2 separate regions of the Homo sapiens genome follow, and region 1 is linked to region 2. Evidence: chromatin contacts called from ENCODE Hi-C data. All regions are on one chromosome and are shown on one strand. Each heading gives the region's core, a stretch centred on a gene start or an enhancer-like site at or near the end of the contact. The rest is flanking DNA. Distances are from core to core; before and after follow the strand shown. Region 1 holds the start of DDT (D-dopachrome tautomerase). Region 2 holds the start of CHCHD10 (coiled-coil-helix-coiled-coil-helix domain containing 10).

Evidence for each region. A loop is a pair of places that touch in the nucleus more often than their neighbours do. Pooled maps may share reads with other maps.
Region 1: a pooled map shows a loop between it and region 2 (2.1-fold over the local background). The contact joins the promoter of DDT here to the promoter of CHCHD10 in region 2. A Hi-C loop is called at or near these places in 1 of 50 pooled maps.

Annotation. Positions count from the first base shown.
Region 1 is chr22:23,973,101-23,979,405 of GRCh38, reverse strand. DDT (D-dopachrome tautomerase) reads left to right here and starts at 4,965. Exons shown (of 3, transcript NM_001084392.3): 1 at 4,965-5,099; 2 at 5,463-5,638. The coding sequence starts at 4,992.
Region 2 is chr22:23,765,477-23,771,692 of GRCh38, reverse strand. It overlaps CHCHD10 (coiled-coil-helix-coiled-coil-helix domain containing 10), which reads left to right and starts at 3,721. Exons shown (of 4, transcript NM_213720.3): 1 at 3,721-3,859; 2 at 4,100-4,319; 3 at 5,418-5,565; 4 at 5,667-5,859. The coding sequence starts at 3,819. The coding sequence ends at 5,686. It overlaps LOC107985577 (a long non-coding RNA gene), which reads right to left and starts at 3,467. Exons shown (of 3, transcript XR_007068022.1): 1 at 2,900-3,467; 2 at 386-506. It overlaps C22orf15 (chromosome 22 open reading frame 15), which reads right to left. Exons shown (of 6, transcript NM_182520.3): 6 at 5,830-5,972. The coding sequence ends at 5,961. RefSeq lists enhancers at 4,584-5,383, 5,384-6,183.

The DNA of each region.
Region 1 (6,305 bases), core at 3,716-6,215, 210 kb before region 2:
TGAATCCCAGCCCTGGCATCTCACCAGGGGGCACAGTGATGGTCCAGGGCTGGGCCCGGGACTCTAGCTGAATCTTTCAGAGTATCCCATCCCTCTGGCCAGTGGCCCAAGCGAGTGAACCAGAATGCTTCCTTGGGAGTTTTGAAACTGGAACTGGAGAGAGGAGCTCCCTATGGGGAGGTAAACGGGAGCTGGGGCCACCTGTAGTGACATTTCCTGAGTTCGAGGAGTAGACGAGACTGAGAGAGAAAAGCTGACTCAGAGAAAGGGAGTGATAACAGGGCATGCTGGCCCACACCTGCAATCCCAGTTACTCTCACGGGATCTGTTTCTCTGATGTCTGGGTATGAAAGGACTTTCTAAGCCTCAGAACAGTGGGAGAACTCAACAAAGAAAAAACCAATACATATACAAGGTTACTTTGTGGAGGAAAAAATGGATTAACCTTAAGCAAAAAACTGGGAAGGATCTCGGTAAAAGATACGTCAGAAGGAAGTAATGTCCTTTAAGATGTTCTTAGAAACCCATCAGACAGGTAGGGTGTGGTGGTTCACGCCTGTAATCCCTGTACTTTGGGAGGCAGAGATGGGCGGATCAGTTGAGGTCAGGAGTTTGAGACCAGCCTGGGCAACACGGTGAAGCCCCGTCTCTACTAAAAATACAAAAATTAGCTGGGTGCGGTGGCACACTCGGGAGGCTGAGACAGGAGAATCACTTGAACCTTGGAGGCAGAGGTTTCAGTGAGCTGAGATCATACCACTGCACTCCAGCCGGGCCACTGAGCGAGACTGTCTCAAAACAAACAAACGAACAAACAAAAAGAAGAGAAACTCATCAGACGAAGACACAGGAAAAAAATGAGCGAAGGAAATCAGCAGAGGTTTCATTGAAGGACAAAGAGAAATGGTCAATACATGGATGAAAACATGTTTAACTTCAGTAATAATCAAGGAAGCACACACCAACACAACATGCACATACTGTTTTTATTTATCAAAGGCACACATATTTTTGAAATGAGTACTCCTAATTAATATGTACAGAGCACTTACCCAGTGCCCAGCACAGGGGTGGCACCCTGTGTGTGAGACAGCATGAAACAGGTAGACACGCGCCCTGCTGAAAGTAAGGGACCGCCTCTCTGGAGGATCCATCGGGCAATAAGGAGGTTTCCACACCTTAACTGTGTCTGCCTTGACCTCTGGGGCCTGGGAGCAGAGCCCCCTCCAGCTGGTGGGGAAGGAAGCGTGGTGTGTTTGAGGACAGAATGGAGAGAAGTTGAGTAGAGCAAGTGTAGACTCTTCCTATCCAAAGTGTGGTCAATGGACTGGGAGTATCAGCATCACCAGGGAGCTTGTTGGAAATGCAGAGGCTCAGGCCCCACTCTGACCTTACTGATTGGGAGCATAAACTGTAACCAGATTCCAGGGAGGATTCATACACACATTCCCGTTTGATAAGTGGGGGGTAGTAGGAGGTGAGGTGAAAAGTGGGGAGGGGATGGCTACCGCACTGGAGAAGGCTGGCTTTGTGTTGAGGCCTTTCTCATGAGGGCAGTGGGGAGCCATGGAAGGCTTTATGCAAGAGAGGGTACGGGCAGATTGAGATTACAGAAGGATCCCACTGGTTGCCTTGTGTGAGGACCCAGGGAGAAGGGGGAGGCTGTCCCTGTTTGAGTAGGAGATGAGAGCTACTGGTGGCTATGAGTGGAAAGAAGTGAGCAGAGGTGAGCAGAAATCCCAAGGACTGGTGATGATAGGATGATGGTGGGAACCAGGATGGGCTTTGGGCAGACCCTGACCCCTCTCTCTGCCTGTCGGCCCACCAGATAATAATCCCTGTGTTCCTGGGCGAGTCAGTGCCACCCGAGATGTTGGCGGCCACTTTGGCTGAGCTGGACGGATGCCTGCAGCTGCTCGAGGACAAGTTCCTGCGGGACCAGGCCTTCCTTACTGGGCCCCGTATCTCTGTGGCTGGCTTGGTGGCAATCACGGAGCTGAGGCATGAGAGTGCCATGGGGTGCGGTGGCCCGCTGGGCAGTGGTGTATCCGGGAAGGGAGCTGACATCCCAGCTCATGTTGTCTTTTCTGGCTGTGGGACCCTGTGTGAGTCACTTCTCCTTCTGAGCCTCAGTGTCCTCATCTATAAAATGGGGCTTTACAAACCCCTCACCGCAGCTATATTAAGAGGCTTCCAAGTGTCCCCAGGGAGGGGGACATCCTAGCCCATCACACACATGGTGGAGGAGGGAAAATCCAATCAGAGAACCCCTAAAGCAGGTCATGCTGCCTTACACTTGGCTATGCCCAGCCCCTCCGCTGACTCTGTCTTCCCCTAGCCCATCAGTGCTGGCTGCTGAGTCTTTGAAAGCAGACCCACGGTGGCAGCATGGTGCCCAACACGTGGAGGCTGCAGTGCGGGAGGACTTCTTCCAGGAGGCCCTCCCAGCTGTCCTGAAGGCCAAGGACCTGCCTCCAGTAGAACCTGCTGTTAAAGAGAATCTGAAGACCTTAATGCAGCTTTTCTTGCTGTGAGTGCGTGTCCCACACTTGCTGAGCCACTGAGGGGATGCTGTGTTGGTAGAATAAAGACATGGAGCTGTCCGTCTCCTTGGTTGAAGAGAAGACATATCTGCAAAGGCTCTGGTCCACAGTTCCTCCAGATATCATGCCTGCATTCCTTTTGTCTCCTACCCCATTCCATTCTAGCTTCCATGTGACCTCTGAAAAGAGCTTGGGCAAACGCTTACTTGACCCTGACCTTCTGTGTGGAACTTTGTATGGTTCCTCACTGCCCAGAAGCTAAAGTACAAGTCATTGAACTTTGCATTCAAGGCCTTGCTCCCACTCCTCCAGGTGGCCCCTTCTGCCTGCACACTCCTAACCCCTCTCTGGGCTCCCACCTTGGCCTCTTGGCCTCCGCTCATGCTGTTCCCTCCTCATCTTCGCCTGGTGCCCTTCCTGGTCTTTTGGCATTTGGCACCCTGTCTCTTCTCCAGGGAGACTTCCCTGACCTCCCCAGCCCCAGTCCAGGTCAGGCGACCTCTCTGGGCTCCTCAGCCCCAGTGTTTCCTTGCGGGGGATACCCCCGGACTGAGCATGTATCATCGATGAGGGGTGACCTGGTGGAAAGATGTCTGAATCAGGATCAGCCTTGGTCTCCTCGGTCTCTCTCCTCACTGTGGGGCGATGTTGTGTTCCACAAGTGGGGTGCAGGGCTGGTTCATGAACCTCCTTGCAGGAAGGGAAGTCCCTGGTTATTTCCTGGCCCTCTCCCATGCCTCCTCATAACCTTGACCACAGTCTTCTCTACACCCCACTCCCGGACCACTGGCTTGTCCATGCCCCACACCTGGTCCCAGACTTGCCACCTGTCCCTGCCCTCTCCCCTTAGGACTGTCATATTTACCTGTCGTGTGTCTCAGACCTTCTGATATCTGAGTCATCTAATAAACAAACTGCTAATAGGACAAGATCATGACAGACAGAGACTCTGTCGGCCTTTCAGTGGAGGCTCCTTTAAGTATGCACACTTATAGAGAATTTTATACACGTAGTTGAAATTGTACATATAAACTTGCAAATTTTTTCTTTCTTTTTTGTGGGGGAGGGGGGAGCCTGGGTCTCACTCTGTCATCTAGGGTGGAGTGCAGTGGCACAGTCATAGCTCCCTGCAGCCTAGATCTCCTGCGCTCAAGCAATCCTCCTGCCTCAGCCGCCCAGGTAGCTAGGACTACAGGCACACACCACAGCACCCAGATTTCTTCTTTTTTTTTTTTTTTTTGTAGAAAATAAAGAAGAGAATCTTGCTATGTTGCCTAGCCTGATCTTTAACTCCTGGGCTCAAGCAATCCTCCCTTCTTAGCCTCCCAAAGTGCTGAGATTACAGGTGTGAGCCACATTGCTCGACCACAACTTCAGTCATATTTGTAATGTACAATTCAAGTGATTTTGCCACACTGACCACACTCATGTTTAAGCCACGCCAACAGAGTTCCATGTTTTCTGATGTTTTTTCGAGATGGAGTCTCGCTCTGTCACCCAGGCTGGAGTGCAATGGCGCGATCTCGGCTCACTGCAACCTCCACCTCCCCGGTTCAAGCGATTCTCCTGCCTCAGCCTCCCGAGCAGCTGGGATTACAACGTCTGCCACCACGCCCGGCTAATTTTTGTATCTTTAGTAGAGACGGGGTTTCGTCATGTTGGCCAGGCTGGTCTCAAACTCCTGACCTCAGGTGATCCGCCCGCCTGGACCTCGCAAAGTGCTGGGATTACAGGCGTGAGCTACCGTGCCCGGCCTTTCCATGTTTTAAAGAACATATTTTGCCACCCCCTGGTGGACAGTGGCTCACCACCGGCACAAGAGGCTACACAGGCAGATGTCAATGGGGACCAGGCAGGGACAGGTATTGTCGTGAGCCTAGCCCTACCCGCGCCCCCGCGAGTAACCACATCTCCTGACTGCCCAAGCGCAGATTTCCATACTGAACATGAAATTGCCTGACTTCGAAATGGTGGCAAATCATTCAAAAAAACTTTAAGCTCCCGTTGTATTGGTTATTAGGGTCGAGCCTGGGGAAGACCCCTATAGGTGTGTGTGTGTCCTTGTGTGTCGGGGGTGTGGTGTTCAGACCTCTAATAGGGCTAGGAACCGGGCGACCACAGCGCGGAAGCTTGAGAGGGAAACCCACCTGGCGCCAGGCAGGAGGGTCGGGGGAGACAGGGTGGGTCCACTACCGGGTTAAAGACCTGTAGTGGGTGGGGCTACACGTAGGGCGGAGACGATGGGACTTCCGGAAATCAGCCGGCACACGTGACTTTTGTTTGCAGAAGCGGGAGGTACCCTAGGCAGCCAATCGGGGAGCGCCGAGTCTCTGTCCAGCCAATGAGAAGCCAGGTTGCTGTGGCGCCTCGCCCCTCCTCCCTGGTCCGCGAGCCTTGGGTACCCCCAGCTTTTCTTCCGCCAGAGCTGTTTCCGTTCCTCTGCCCGCCATGCCGTTCCTGGAGCTGGACACGAATTTGCCCGCCAACCGAGTGCCCGCGGGGCTGGAGAAACGACTCTGCGCCGCCGCTGCCTCCATCCTGGGCAAACCTGCGGACGTAAGCGTGGGCCGGGCAGCACGGGGCGAGGGGAGGTTGGTGGGCCAGGGGTCCGGCCCTGTCCCTGCTCCGCCTCCCCGACAGTGACCCCGAATCTTTTCCCCAGGGACCACTCCCCACTCCTTTCCTCACGCCAAGCTCTGACTTTCCGTGCTCCACGATCCCGCGGCTCCCCCTCCGCACGTCTTTCCCTTGTCGCCCTCCCCAGTCATGACCCGGGCGTGACCTTCAGGGACCGCGGCCCGTATCGGGATCCCTGCCCCGCGAACACTGCGCGTTTCGGCTTTCGCGCGCTCGGGTCCCGTCCCCAGAGGTAGCCCGGCCGGCTCCAACTTCGGGCAAAACTTTTCATGTCCCCCTCAGCGCGTGAACGTGACGGTACGGCCGGGCCTGGCCATGGCGCTGAGCGGGTCCACCGAGCCCTGCGCGCAGCTGTCCATCTCCTCCATCGGCGTAGTGGGCACCGCCGAGGACAACCGCAGCCACAGCGCCCACTTCTTTGAGTTTCTCACCAAGGAGCTAGCCCTGGGCCAGGACCGGTGCGTAGGGGTAGTAGGGGATCCATGTGGGACTGCCGCAGACTGGAGCCACTGATCCTGCCTCAGGGGGAAAAACCCATTTCTTGCCCTGCCCAGTAAGGACACATCAGGGTCTGGAGCTTTGGGGCCCCCTGACCCCTTAGGTTCCTGCTGTTAGGACCATCTTCAAAGTGCGAGCAGGATTGAATGAATTTCTGGCTCTGCTCCTCAGTGTGTAAGTCTGTGAACCGGGAAGGCTCTCTTTTAACACCCCCGGGGCAGTGCAAGGGTCATGTGGGATTGTCTGTGTGCTGTACCTGCCTTGGCACCTGACAGGGTAGGTACACGTGGCTGAAGTGTGATTTTCTAGAACTTTTCCAGGCTGGTCAGAAGGAATTCTGGGTATGTTCTGAAGTTACGTATTTTGGACCTGTGTCCCAGCCAGGTTCCAGGTGAAGTTCACGGGAGACTCACAGAGTAGTGAAAGACCATTGGCCTGGATGTCTAGACATCTGCTTTCTGGGTCCTGCATAGCTGGGGGACCCCAGACAAACTTGGAAATGAACCATCTCCAGTTGGCAACCTCCTCTTCTGTGAATACAGGGGAAAAGACCTCCCTCCCCCACAAGAAGCGTCTGCAACCCAAACCTGGCGTTCTGTGACCGAGTTAAAGTTTCCTCTTGGGTAA
Region 2 (6,216 bases), core at 2,472-4,971:
AGCACTTTGGGAGGCCGAGGCAGGTGGATCACGAGGTCAGGAGTTGGAGAGCAGCCTGACCAACATGGTGAAACCCTGTCTCTACTAAAAATACAAAAATTAGCCAGGTGTGGTGGCACACACCTGTAAGCCCAGCTACTCAGGAGGCTGAAGCAGGAGAATCACTTGAACCCGGGAGGCGGAGGTTGCAGTGAGCCGAGATTGTTCCATTGCACTCCAGCCTGGGTGACAGAGCGAGACTCCATCTCAAAAAAAAGAAGGAAAGGAGGTGAGACTCAAAGGAGGGGTTGTGTCCACATTCTGGAAGGGATCCTTCAGTCTCATCCCTGATTTTCGGGGTTACCCAGTACTGCTGTACACCCCCTGAAATGATGAAGGGCCTCACCACCTCACCAGGCGACCTGTTCCATCATGGGTGGCCCTGCAGAGCCACGATCCAGGCAGTGGCTCGCATCCTGGCAGGCAGGGCTCTGAGCTGCTCAAAGGTGAGGCTGTGGTCAGGAAGCCTGGGCCAAGAAAGGGAAGCGGGTGGGGAAATGTTTCACAGCTTATTCAAGAAGACTCCACAGAGACTCCTAGAGGGCGAGGAGAAGTAAGACAGCAGTAATTTTTACAACCTACACTGTTCGTAATCTTTTCTTTTTTTTTTTTTTTTTTTTGAGACGGAGTCTCTCTCTGTCGCCCAGGCTGGAGTGCAGTGACGCGATCTCGGCTCACTGCAAGCTCCGCCTCCCAGGTTCATGCCATTCTCCTGCCTCAGTCTCCCGAGTAGCTGGGACTACAGGCGCCCGCCACCATGCCCAGCTAATTTTTTATATTTTTAGTAGAGATGGGGTTTCACCGTGTTGGCCAGGCTGGTCTTGAACTCCTGACCTCAGGTGATCCACCCGCCTCGGCCTCCCAAAGTGCTGGGATTACAGGCGTGAGCCACCGCGCCTGAAAGGCAATCTTTTCTTTAAAGTCACTCACTTTTATTTACTTTTATTATTTTGAGACAGGGTCTTGCTCAATGGTGTGATCTTGGCTCACTGCAACCTCCGCCTTCCAGGCTCAAACGATCCTCCTGCCTCAGCCTCCCAAGTAGCTGGGACTACCGGTGTGCATCACTATGCCCTGCTAATTTTTGTATTTTTTGTAGAGACAGGGTTTCACCATGTTGGCCAGGCTGGTCTCGAACTCCTGGACTCAAGCAATCTGCCTGCCTGGGACTCACAAAGTTCTGGGATATAGACATGAGCCACTATTCCCCGCTAAAGTGACTCATTTTTAAAAAGTAGGCATTTCAGGCCAGGCGTGGTGGCTCATGCCTGTAATCCCAGCACTTTGGGAGGCTGAGGCAGGCGGATCACAAGAGACCATCCTGGCCAACATGGTGAAACCCTGTCTCTACTAAAAATACAAAAAAAAATTAGCTGGGCATGGTGGCACGTGCCTGTAGTCCCAGCTACTTGGGAAGCTGAAGCAGGAGAATCACTTGAACCCGGGAGGTGGAGGTTGCAGTAAGCTGAGATCACACCACCGCACTCCAGCCTGGCAACAGAGTGAGACTCTGTTTAAAAAAACAAAAACAAAAACAAAAAAACAACAAAAAACAAACAATTAGCGGGGCATGGTGGCATGTGCCTGTGGTCCCAGATACTCGGGAGGCTGAGGCAAGAGAATCGCTTGAACCCAGGAGGCAGAAGTTGCAGTGAGTGGAGATCATACCACTGCACTCCAGCCTGAGCGACAGAGCAAGACTCCGTTTCAAAAAAAAAAAAAAAAAAAAGTTGGCATTTCAATGCCTGCTTCAGTGTCATCCTTTCAGCCTCATTTTCATTTGTGTAACCCACTTAAGTGGTCTTGGGTGCCTCCGAGGTGCAAGGCCATGCTTTGTGGAACCTGCAGTCCATCAGCCATGGGAGCTGAAGTAACAACTCTCTGCAGTTTAGGCCCGGGGACCACCATGAGAAGTGTTCAGTTTGTTTGGTGTGGCAAACAGGAACCAGGTGGCATGGACTGCATGAACAAGGGAGTAGCGGCTGGACCAGGCCTGGTGAGTCTGCCAGGAAAGAATGGCCCACCCTTGGTGTGCTCACCTCACTGGGAGGCCACCCTCAAGGTGGGTGGTCACCCCCCTTCAGAGAGGAGAAACTGAAGACAGGGCGGGGAAGGGCCCTGTTCACAGGCTGGCTGAAAGGACTGCAGTGTGAGAGAACACAGGGCTGCACCTGACTTCCATGGAGAGCATGCATGGCTGGGGACAGCTGTGCACACACAGAATTGAGCATGCCAGGCAGGGCCAAACGCCCCAGCCACCACTCCCCTTGCCCCTTGACCTGCTCCTTCCTTATGGAGGGGCCTCCTCTCTTACTTGGTGACCCACACCCCCACTTCTGGGTGCTTTTGCTCTTGGTTGCACCCTGCCGACAATCCCGGTGTCAGGAGTCCTCTGCAGGCACAGCAGTGATGAGGGACAGTCCCTACCTTCCCCCACCTAGGAGTAATAATATGACCACTGCAAAGTCACCCAGAAAAGACCATAAAAACCTCAAGCTCAGCCGGGCGCGATGGCTCATGCTTGTAATCCCAGCACTTTGGGAGGCTGAGGTAGGAGGATCATGAGCTCAGGAGTTGGAGACCAGTTTGGCCAACATGGTGAAACCCCGTCTCTACTAAAAATACAAAAATTAGCCAGGTGTGGTGGCACGAGCCTGTAGTCCCAGCTACTCAGGAGGCTGAGGCAGGAGAATTGCTTGAATCCGGGAGGTGGAGGTTGCAGTGAGCCGAGATCGCCACTGCACTCCAACCTGGGCGACAGAGCAAGGCTCCGTGTCAAAAAAAAAAAAGTAAAAAGTAAAATTAAAACCTCAAGTTCTCGAAGAGCAGGAAAGCATTCTAAATCCGCGCTCCAGCTCACCTGGCCTGGAACGAAGCTGCTAAAATTGCGAGGCCGCAGGCTTCAAACTTGCGCTAGATTTGACCGAGCCGGGCAAATGCTCCTAGGCCTTTGGGATAGACACGCTGCTCGGATGTCGCGTAAAGGCCGTTAGTGTCGGGGGTTGCACTCGCGGGGCCAGGGACTAGGTGGGGGCGGTCGGGCCGGCCCGGGGAATCCGGTGGGGTTCAGGGCCGCGCGGGGGGCCTCATATCCCCCGCGGGCACTGCGTAAGGCTGCCAGCATTGGCAGCGCATTTTGGCCAACAGTCGAAGACGGGTTGGGACGCCCCCTCGTGGGAGTTCTGGGGATGGGTTGCTCCAGGCCTTCCCCAGGGCCGCGCTTCACTTCCCTAGGCCACCGGAGACTCCCAGGCCACGCGGTGGTCAGCAGACCCTGTCTGGAGGGAGGGGACAGACAGCCGAGTCCGGGAGGGGGCAGAGAGCGGAGTCCAGCCTGGAGCCTCGCGTCCCCTTCCCAGCTGGCCCCATCCCGTCGCCTCCCCGTCTCCTCTCCCCTCCAGGGCTCGCAACAACCCCCAACTCCGCTCCCTGCCCTCTGCGGTGGTCCTAACAGAAGGCACTGTCGCCCTCCTTAAGCCCTCGGCGCTTTGCGACACTGGCCCCTGTCCCCAGAACCCGCACAGCCTGCCAGGCGCAGGGAGGGAGCAGGGTCCCATTTCCAGCCGAGACCCGGAGCTGCTGGAAGGGAGATGTCCGGAGGACGGGAGAAGGGGGATAGGGTTGGGGGCAGTGCCGCCTCCCGCTGGGGGCGTGTTCCTGAGGCCCCGCCCGGGGCCCCGCCTTTTTTGCGCCGGCTGTGACAAGCGCTGCGGCATTTGTCCCCGCGACAGCACCGCTGCCGCCGTCTCTAAGGTCGCCCGGGTCCCACCGCCGCCACCATGCCTCGGGGAAGCCGCAGCGCGGCCTCCCGGCCAGCCAGGTGTGAGGGGGACAAGGGCCCTGTGGGGAGGGGGTTAGGGAAGTGTGGGCACTCCCCTAAGGGCGTCCGCAGAGTGACCTTGGCTGCTGCTGCGCCATCTTGGCGGGGGGAGGGGTGGGGGTGCAGCACCCACGTGTGGAGACGTGGGTCGTCCATCTCTCCGGGGGTCGTTTCCAGGAGCTGCAGCCCTCCAGCCTGGGGTCTGGCCAGGATTAACCCTGCTTCCTCCCACCCCCGCAGCCGCCCAGCCGCGCCCTCTGCCCACCCGCCCGCGCACCCACCGCCCTCGGCAGCCGCCCCAGCCCCCGCCCCTTCGGGCCAGCCGGGGCTCATGGCTCAGATGGCGACCACGGCCGCAGGGGTAGCCGTGGGCTCGGCTGTGGGACACGTCATGGGCAGCGCCCTGACCGGAGCCTTCAGCGGGGGGAGCTCGGAGCCCTCCCAGCCTGCTGTCCAGCAGGTGAGCAGCGAGTCCAAGAGAAACTGAGGCAGGATTATCTCGAGGCCACACAGGGAGCTGCCCAAGTGTCCAGTGAGGAGTGTCCGCGTGTATTCACCATTGCTTCAGCCCAGGACTCTGCCCGGGAAGGGTCCTAGTCCACTGGTCTTGAGTTCACTGTCACTTAGAGGCAGGCTTCCCGGCCTCTCCCTTGAGGCCAGGGTCCCTAAGCTCCCAGGGAGAGACACCAACCAGCCCTTTAAAGATGGGAAACCCAGGCCCTGAGGGCTCAGAGACTCGCCCAAGGTCACCTCACCCTAGCAGAGGGGAGGGATGTTGGATTTCCTGAGCCCCTGTTCTCCCCACACCCAGGTCTGGGCACTGTGGCCGCTGGGCGCAAGGGCGAAGGGGAGCCACTTCCCTGATGACCTTTCCCCTGCTAGGAACCCCACCGCCGTAAGCCAAATGTGGCTTTGTGGCTAGGTCAGGGGTCATGAGGATTAGTGTAGCTGAGCCAGGAAGGTGCTAGAACTTGTGGGGGTGGGGCTCATACTCTGAGAGTACAGGCAGAGTACTGGGCTTTCCTAGAGCCTTCTCCTCCCTCTCCTGCACCCGCCCAAAGTGCCCATTAGAAGGCAGCAGAGGCCAGGCGCAGTGGCTCATGCCTGTAATCCCAGCACTTTGGGAGGCCAAGGCGGGTGGATCATGAGTTCAGGAGTTCGATACCAGCCTGGCCAACATAGTGAAACCCCCTCTCTACTAAAAATACAAAAAATTTGTTGGGCATGGTGGCGGGCGCCTGTAGCCCCAGCTACTTGGGAGGCCAAGGCAGGACAACCACTTGAACCCGGGAGGCGGAGGTTGCAGTGAGCCGAGACTGCGCCGCTGCACTCCACTCTAGGTGACAGAGTGAGACTCTGTCTCAAAAAAAAAAAAAAAAAAAGGCAGCAGAAACATGCTGTCTGTAGCCGCCTCTGCTGCTGGATCACTCAGCCTGCCTAGGACCCTTGGGACACCCAGGCTGGGGATGTGGGGAGGGGCAGGTGGCCCCAGGTTTGAAACGCACCTCCAGGTGCCAACTCCAAGCTGATCCTGCAGCCTCTTGCACTGTACCCCCAGGCCCCCACCCCCGCTGCCCCCCAGCCCCTGCAGATGGGGCCCTGCGCCTACGAGATCAGGCAGTTCCTGGACTGTTCCACCACTCAGAGTGACCTGTCCCTGTGTGAGGGCTTCAGCGAGGCCCTGAAGCAGTGCAAGTACTACCATGGTGAGTGAGTGGACCCCGACTCAGGCGGGGAGGGGGAGAGGCCAACCCTCCTCTTGCACCTGCAGGCTGACCACCAGCCTGTGCTGCCCCTCCCTTCCCAGGTCTGAGCTCCCTGCCCTGAAGAGGTCGGTGCAGACTCGGGGGCCAGTCCTGCACCCACCTCTACCCCTCGCCGACAGCCAGACCACAACACCAGATTGTACCCAGATAGCTGGGATTGGAAGTGAGGAGGTTTCTCACCCCACAGATAACCCAAGACACAAATGTGCAATTAAAAGTTTATTTTAGACCACAGCCTGTTGTGTGCCTCTCTCGATGGCCTGTCTTCAGGGAGCTCCCTGGCTGATGAGGTGGGGTCAGGATGGATGTCTCACTACAGTGTGCAATCCATCCCCTTAATCAGGGCCCTGGGTGGGGAGGAGGAGCCCTGTTGCAATCTGCACTGTGGGTAGCACAGGACAGATTCCTTGGGCAGTCCAGAGTGAGGTGGAGAGGCATTAGTCGGTGATCCCAAGGGCATCTGACTCTGAGGGTGGAATCCCAGGATGAACCCATGGTCTCCCCCTTATCAGGGATACCTGCCACCTCTACCCTTCTTGTCTCTACCTCTGCATCCCATTCTCTGCACCCACAGCTTAGGTGCCCCTGGCG